Regions from separate parts of the Mus musculus genome. Here regions 2 and 3 are each linked to region 1. The links are chromatin loops, found by intact Hi-C in ENCODE. Cell type or tissue: left cerebral cortex. All regions are shown on one strand.

Evidence for each region. A loop is a pair of places that touch in the nucleus more often than their neighbours do. Peaks named below come from ENCODE experiments on the same cell type or tissue, not always from the same donor. Only the 100,000 strongest peaks of a DNase experiment are listed, where the experiment ranks them.
Region 2: a loop joins it to region 1, with 3 times the contacts of the local background. A loop is called at or near these places in 2 of 42 quality-filtered maps.
Region 3: a loop joins it to region 1, with 12 times the contacts of the local background. A loop is called at or near these places in 3 of 42 quality-filtered maps.

What each region holds. Positions count from the first base shown.
Region 1 is chr13:92,052,342-92,054,841 of GRCm38, forward strand. It overlaps Rasgrf2 (RAS protein-specific guanine nucleotide-releasing factor 2), which reads right to left. Exons shown (of 28, transcript NM_009027.4): 2 at 1,208-1,314. Among named protein-coding and RNA genes, the nearest start is that of Rasgrf2, 78 kb to the right of the region's middle. In left cerebral cortex, no CTCF peak of the experiment used is centred here; DNase peaks (open chromatin) are centred at 993 and 1,617; H3K27ac peaks cover 1,634 bases.
Region 2 is chr13:92,235,600-92,238,099 of GRCm38, forward strand. Msh3 (mutS homolog 3) reads right to left here. Exons shown (of 24, transcript NM_010829.2): 20 at 1-132. Among named protein-coding and RNA genes, the nearest start is that of Rasgrf2, 110 kb to the left of the region's middle. In left cerebral cortex, no CTCF peak of the experiment used is centred here; DNase peaks (open chromatin) are centred at 1,123, 1,503 and 2,470; H3K27ac peaks cover 1,979 bases.
Region 3 is chr13:91,972,847-91,975,346 of GRCm38, forward strand. The region is part of intron 16 of Rasgrf2 (RAS protein-specific guanine nucleotide-releasing factor 2); the gene reads right to left. Among named protein-coding and RNA genes, the nearest start is that of Gm46435, 50 kb to the left of the region's middle. In left cerebral cortex, a CTCF peak has its summit at 1,497; a DNase peak (open chromatin) is centred at 1,514; H3K27ac peaks cover 1,097 bases.

The sequences.
Region 1 (2,500 bases):
GGGGGAGGCTTGTCAGGGGCACAGAAAGAAGAGGCTCCATGACTGAGTTTTGCTTTGAAATGTCAGAAAGATGAGATGAAGAGCTGGGCATGAAGGTGAAATGAAACCACCTATGCTGAACGGTTTTGTGTGAACTTGTCACAAGCTAGAGCCATTTGGGAAGAGGGGACCTCAACTGAGAAAGAGTGTGGCCCATAGGCAAGTCTGTGGTGCATTACCCTGATTGACAGGTGATGTGGGAGGGCTCAAGTCACTATAGGCCGTACCACTTCAGCATCGGTGGCCTTCGGCATGATAAGAGAGCAGGCTGAGCAAGCCATGGTAGGCAAACTAGTAAGCAGTGTCCTCCATGGCCTCTGCATCAGTTCCTGCCTCCAGGTTCCTGCCTTGAGTTCCTGCCCTGACTTCCTTGGATGATGGATTTGAGCTATAAGATGAATTAAATAAACCCTTTCCTCCCCGGGTTGTTTTGGTCAGGGTTTTTATCAAAGCAATAGAAACTGTAACCTAGACAGCATTCCAGGCTGGGGAGAAGATATGCAAAAAGCAACAAGCACACACAGAGACAAAGGAACTGGACTTGAATCAAGTAAAGAAAAAGGGTGTCTGCCTCACCCCCTCCTCCTTCAGACTTCTCGCTCCTATCTAATAGACATGGAGGGGTGTCTACAGTCCTGGCATTACTTAGGAGAAAATAAGCCACATTTTTCTATTTCTGCAGTTAGAGTTTGTTACTACCATTTTCAACAATGAGACTGTACAGGCAGGAGGGTGGAGGCCAGAAGTTACAAAAGAGGGGCGCCACTGGGCACATTTCCAGCTCTGTCACTCCTAGCTGTGCGGCCTTACATAACTACGTAGCTACATAGTGAACTAACCTACCAGGCCTCTCCTTCCTTATACAAAAAACAGGAAGTGTAAGCTCCTGTAGCTGACTGCTGGGAGGGGTGGTCATACATTTCAGAAATTCCCTAACTAGGAAGCACTTAGTCAGTGCATAGTATGTAGGAAGCAACCCATGTCTACTGCCAGCAACTGATAGTGTCTATGCCTGTTACTTTGTCTTTAACTGTAGCAGAGCCACGGGAAGTACACACAACTCCTTCACACTTGATACAAGGAGGTACCGAGCTGAGACCCCAGGGACTAGGTCCTCCAGAAGTGGCAGCCATCATGAGCCCCCTCCAAAGCCAGACCTGACCCACACCTGGCTTGGTGAATGGCCTCCATCCACTCTTTCCCGGCCTGCTCCTCCTCACAGCGCAGCTCCAGTGGTTTTTGACCATCGTGCCCAAAAAGGACAGTGAAGTAATACTGCAAAGAAGAAGAAACACAAAAGGGTTACAGCTTTACTTTTCAGGGGCAGAAAGATAATAAAGCCAGTATTTGCCTACAAGAGGTATAAACTGACAAAAATCTACCAGCATGATGTAAGTCATATTTCAAACGGTAATAGCATGCCTGGTCCAGCCAGAACTGTCTTTGCACCTTGGCTGTGACAGCGAGCATTTTAACACCCTCAGTAGCACACAGCCCACAGCCCTACTGCATTGCATATTTTTATTTAAGAACAAAAAGAACATTGCGCCAATTTGCCGATGAAGAATAAGAAGCTAAAGCTAACATGAAAACGTTTCCAGAAGTTTTCGTGATGGGGCGTGTGGTGAAGCAGTAGAGAACAGGCGTCCACCCCGCCGAACCAGCTGATTCTCTTACCTAGCCTACGCTATATCCAGGCTCCATTCTGGGAAGTGCTATGGTTTATAACTACATCGAACTTCTGCTTTTGCCTCTTCTGCAGCCTTAGCAAGCACCATCCATGGCTTAAGCCCCATATCACAGACAAATTGTATTTAGCATGGGAAGGAAATATAATTGCCATCCTGGCCATAAGTCATAACCAGAATCTCTTTTTGATGAATGTAATCTAATTTCTTGTTGGATAGAAGAAAAAAAGAAAGAAATGGTTTTAGCAGGATTAAATTTATTCATCCCATTTGAACTTTATTTATAATCATCCCAAGCTGGAAACCATGCATATATCCCCCCAGGAGTGAGTACATAGACATTTCTGGTACGTCTTCCCGATGGAACACAACTCATCAGTAAAAAGGAACGTTTCTTGATAAAGCCAGCAACTTGAATGCTTCTCAAAAGTACCGCATAACACTAAGAAGTCAGCCTCAAAGGGCTACGCCCTGGAGTACTAGCCAACCAGCACAGTGGTTGAGGTCTCTCATTGGTGTTGCAAAAAGAGCTGATTCTCTTCCCAGCACCCATGCCAGGCAGCTTTAACCTGCCTGTCACTCCAGTCCCAGTGAAGACAACACCCTCTTCAGGCCTCTGAGGGCACCTAAACATGTGCACACATGCACACACACTTAAAATACAAATATTTTTAAAAGGTTTATACTCTACAATTTCCTTTATGGGATACTACTAAAGAAGTAGCAGAAAACAAATCAATTGTTTTTCTGGGGGCCAGGGAAGAAGTTTGTGT
Region 2 (2,500 bases), 180 kb after region 1:
AATTGTGGCTTCCTCTGCAGGGACGTAGGAGCCAATCTGAGCCATGATGGTAACCAGTGCAACCTGTTTTATGTAGGAGCTTTTCCCACCCATGTTTGGTCCGGTGATTATCATTACTCTCTCCGAGTCCTGCTGGAAACAAACAAATGAGAAAGGGAATTTCACTTACTGAACCAGAAAGGGATTCGAATGGTTGGTTTATATTTTGGGAGTGCAGACTGGGATAGGGGTTAACTATATAACCCAGGCTGGCCTTCGGCTTAGTAGGTAGACCAGGTTGGCCTCATATTTTAATCTCCTGCCTCCACCTGCCAAAAACTGGAATCATAAGAATCCACTACCATGCTTGGCTCATGTTTTGTTTTGATGTTCTTGTGGTATTTACAATTCATCCCACAAACAGGACTTCATGAGGCAAAGCATTACTTTGTGGCATATTTACATATGCTATTGAATTAATCCATTTTCCATTCCTATAACAAAGTAGCTGGGGCTGGGTAATTGTTTAAAGAAAGAGACTCATTAAGGTCAAAGTTCTAGATATTCAACAGCATGGTATTGACTTTCTCTCAGGTCTGGTAAAGGTTTCACAGTGGATGACATCAGTACAGTGGGAATGTGTACAAGAGGAATTCATTTTGCTGACAGGAAGTGAGGGCTGAGGACAGGCCAGTATGCAGGACATTCTTATGAGAAATAACCATTCCAGAAGACCTAATCCTTTCTGAGGGTTGCACCCCCGATGACTTATCTTCCATTTGGCTCCATCTCATTTTAGGGGAGATGAGAAAAGATACACAGATGGTTGTCAAGACTATGAAGAAATACCCGATTACAGTACAGAAAATGACACCACTTCACACACACATACACACACACAAACACACACACAAGAAACATCAAACAAGACAGAGAAGGAAGAAAGCCTGCCATGGTTGTCAATGTCAAATTCTGCCAAAGATGAGAGAAGAGCTGGAATTTTTATTCTGGAAGAAAAATACTGCATACCATTTTGAAAAACTTCAGTAATATCTGCTAAAGCTGAAAATAGACATAGCCAAGCAATCCTCCTCCCATGTACACACACTAAATGGAAATGAGGATGACACACAACAAAAGACACAGAGAAGCCTGTTGGCAGCGCTCCTTGCCTCTCAGGCCAGTCCTGAACTGGCGTACATGTTCACCCATCCTGGAGCAGGTTAAAAAGAGAAAGCATCAAGTAGGAATGTGTGCAGCTGTAGGAGAAGGCCAACCAGGCAACAGACACCTGGGATCCATGGGAGGCATTACAGGTGAGCCACAAAGACAACGTTGTCCTTAAATGATGGCAGGGAAATGGTTAGCTGTATGGAAATAAGCGTGGTCCCAAATCTCAGGAAACGGAGTCTGGGTGGATGAAAAAATGAATCGTGAAAAGCAAGCCCGCTACTTTTAGAAGAAAATGTAGGAGGAAGGTGGAGAGTGTGTTCCTTAGTGGAAGCATAAAACACATCTGCCCAGGTCAGACCTAATTGTGTGGTGTGTACCAAAACCAAAGGAAGAGACTGCTCACAACTGCCTTAAACTGGAAACTGCACAAATGTTTATCAACAGATAAAGTATGATACAGCAGCTCAGAGACAGCTATGGCAAGGGAGAAGACAAAGATATAAATTGTCAGAGGGAAGTTGTTAAATCACCAAACAAAACATGAAAAAGCAGTCGTCTTATATAACTCCTACCTCTCAACAGCGCAGAAGTAATGGGGGACAGGCAAAGGATATAAATAGCCTATTTGTAGCAAGGAAAGCACAGATCTAAAAGCATATTAGCGGGAAGGTGTAATCAGAAGCATTATGAAGGAGATCTACAAGCTATTCCTAACATTTTTCTGAAAGACTAGCTGATAAATAGCCAAGCAAAATGAAATCTGTATGTTGCAGAGACACCTGTATTCCTATGTTTATTGTAGCAAGATTCATAACATCCAAGAAATGGCAACAGTGCATCAATGTCAGAGGGCCTATCAACACACAAAAAGGCAAAGGAAATGCAATACCTACATACAATGGAATATTATTCAGTCATAAAATAGTTGGTAAATTCTGTTATTTGTGGCCAAATAAATAAAACTAAGGAGCACTATACTAAGTTAAATAAGCTAGGAACATGATCTAATTCATATATAAAATGTAATACTCTTGATATCATTCAGGAGGGTATGGAAGCAGAAGCTGAAGCAGCAGGGGATAATGGAGTGGGGGAAGTTATGAGCGGGTTCTAAACTGTAGTTTAGAGGCTTGGTGCTGCTGCACACACAGCAGGGTGACCACAGAAACGGATGTGTCCTATGTGTTTCAAGAAGCCAAAAAGATGTAGAATGCACTTGCTGTGTGAAGTATCTGTTCTTCTAAATTCTAACATCTATTTCCAGTATTTAATTGTGTGCACCAGGGAACATTTTGATACTTGCAAAGTCAAAAATAGCAAGGAGGGCTGAAGTGCGTGGAAGCTTATT
Region 3 (2,500 bases), 79 kb before region 1:
GTCATACTCTAACTCCCCTCTATCACTAGTCATTTCAATGCTTAATAGCCATCAATGTCTAACAACAACAATTTTGGACACAGAGCTATAAGGCAATTCTCCCTCACCCTAAAAGGGTGTATCGACTAGCAAGGCAGAGCTACACATCGCTAATAAGCAAGTGAAGTTTCTTCTTTTCTTCCTTTTTCCCTTTCTTCCTTTCCTTTTTCCTTTCCTTTCCTTTTTCCTTTCCTTTTCGTTTCCCTTTCCTTTTTCCTTTCCTTTCCTTTCCTTTCCTTTCCTTTCCTTTCCTTTCCTTTTTCCTTGCCTTTCCTTTTTCCTTGCCTTTCCTTTTTCTTTCCTTTCCTTTTCCCTTCCCTTCCTTTTCCCTTCCCTTCCTTTTCCCTTCCCTTCCTTTTCCCTTCCCTTCCCTTTCCGACCCCTCCCCTCCCCTCCCCTCCCCTCCCCTTTCCTTCCCTTCCCTTCCCTTTCTTCCTTTGCTTTTTTGTTTAGTATTGCTTTAGATAGGTATTGTTAAAGTTAGGCAAACTACATCTCCAGCCTGAGTGAAACTTTTTCAGTGAACTGTAGAAAGTTTAAGGTGAAGGTGACACGAGTCTTAGGGTGACAGTTGATAGTCCCGGAATGAAAGATGTGTCTTTCTGAGACTGCAGTCAGTGCTACAGAGATGATACTTCTAAATTCCTTCCCCTGGCATCTTATGCAGGTAAAACAATAACATGTGCATTATTCCAAAAGAAAAGAGAACTAGAAATTAATATGTGTCCAATAGGTCCCCCTTTGCTTTTTCATCAGCTCCTTAGTTGACTCACAGTGATTACATTTTAGTGCCATTTCCACTAATATGTTATCCCAGTCACCTAAGCCACTTCCCCAGTCTCAGCATTCAAGGGTTTACTCGACAAACATTAAAAAAAATAATGATTTCATGTAAGCTATTTTTAAACTTTTATATTATTTACTCCCTTAGAATTATGGCCACAATTTTGATCTTTTGAAATGCAACAGAGAAAGGAAGTGCTTAGAATCTTTTCCTGAATGATATAATTACAGTAGAGCTGGCGAGATGCATACAAAACAGTGCTCAGCTGTTAGTTTTGTTATTTTCTAAATGGCGTCTTCGAAGTTCAGTAATGGGAAGCATGTGTTGTGGAAGAAGTGCAGAATATGAAACACAAATCCTTGGTTCAATGCACGCACACATTCATTCGTCTGAGAAGAGGAAACCTTCAGTCCACAATAACGAAATACATTTTTTTAGTTAATGTATTGACTGAGAGAACTAAATAGGACCTTAATGTCCTGAAGGAGCAGGTACCCAACAGATAACTGTAAGCTAACACAAAGGAAGCCCTACTGTTCCTATAGAGTAGGCAAGCACTTCTTTCTGGCTTGCTCACTCCCAACCATGCACTATGCAAACAGCTTTGCCCACAGGACAAGTAGGCAGATGTGGGCTCAAAACAAATGCTAAAATCAGTATCACTTTCAGCCTCCAGGCAGGCAATTTTCAAACTGAGAACAAGGAAACAGCTCTAGTGCTGTGGGCTCTGCAACCACACTTGGGTGGGTGAGTTGCATAACCATGGTCTGAGTGAACCCGGTTAGGTAAGGAACAGCAGCTATGCTGGCAGTCATTGGGCTCTCTGTTCCTGCCTTGCTTGCCATTGGGTTGACTTTCATTGAGAACTCATCATTGATAAATATCTAACTGTTTAGTTTTTAAAAAACTTTTGGGGGAAGAAAAAAGCAGGAATGGGCCTTATAGGACAGGAGGGCCCTGGTGGCCATCAGATGAGCCTAAACTAGATTTGGAGACTTGCTGGGAACTAAAAAAAAGGGGGGGGCAGGTAAGTGGGGGAAGGGGAGGATATGGCCCACGTCCGGCCAGAGTTCCTGTGCTCTGGGCAGGTGGACACAGGCATGGGGGGGGGGGGCTGCCAGACGCTTTCCACTCAGCCCTGGGTGGGCATCTAAGCCTCTGACCCACTGGGGGTGTGGAGAAGGGGCAACCCCAGACCTGAGGACCCTAGGGCCACACCCTGTAGCTCCGGGGTTATGGGAGAGAGGGATAAGGGAAGAGGTTCCCAACACTGACCAGAGTACGCAGCAGATCTTGATAGAGCAGAGACTCTCTATGGTTTAAGAGCTTTATTATAGAAAGGCAGGGGGAAAGAGAGAAGGGAGAGAGAGAGTGTGTGTGAGAGAGAGAGAGAGAGAGAGAGAGAGAGAGAGAGAGAGAGAGAGAGAAAGCTAGAGAGAAAGAGAATAGTAAGAGGGATAGAGGAGAGAGAGAAGAAGACAAAGAGAAAGGAGAGAAGAGAGAAGAGTGAGAGAAGTGAGAGGTAAGGGAACAAAGGAGTGAGAGAGTGAGGTGGGGACTGAACACTCCTTTTTATTGTCTTCACTGTTGCTAGGTAACTGGGGAGGAGTTTACCCTGAAGGTCAGAAGCTTGGGCCATTGCCTACGTGACTACTGACCATGCTTCTCTTGTGGGAG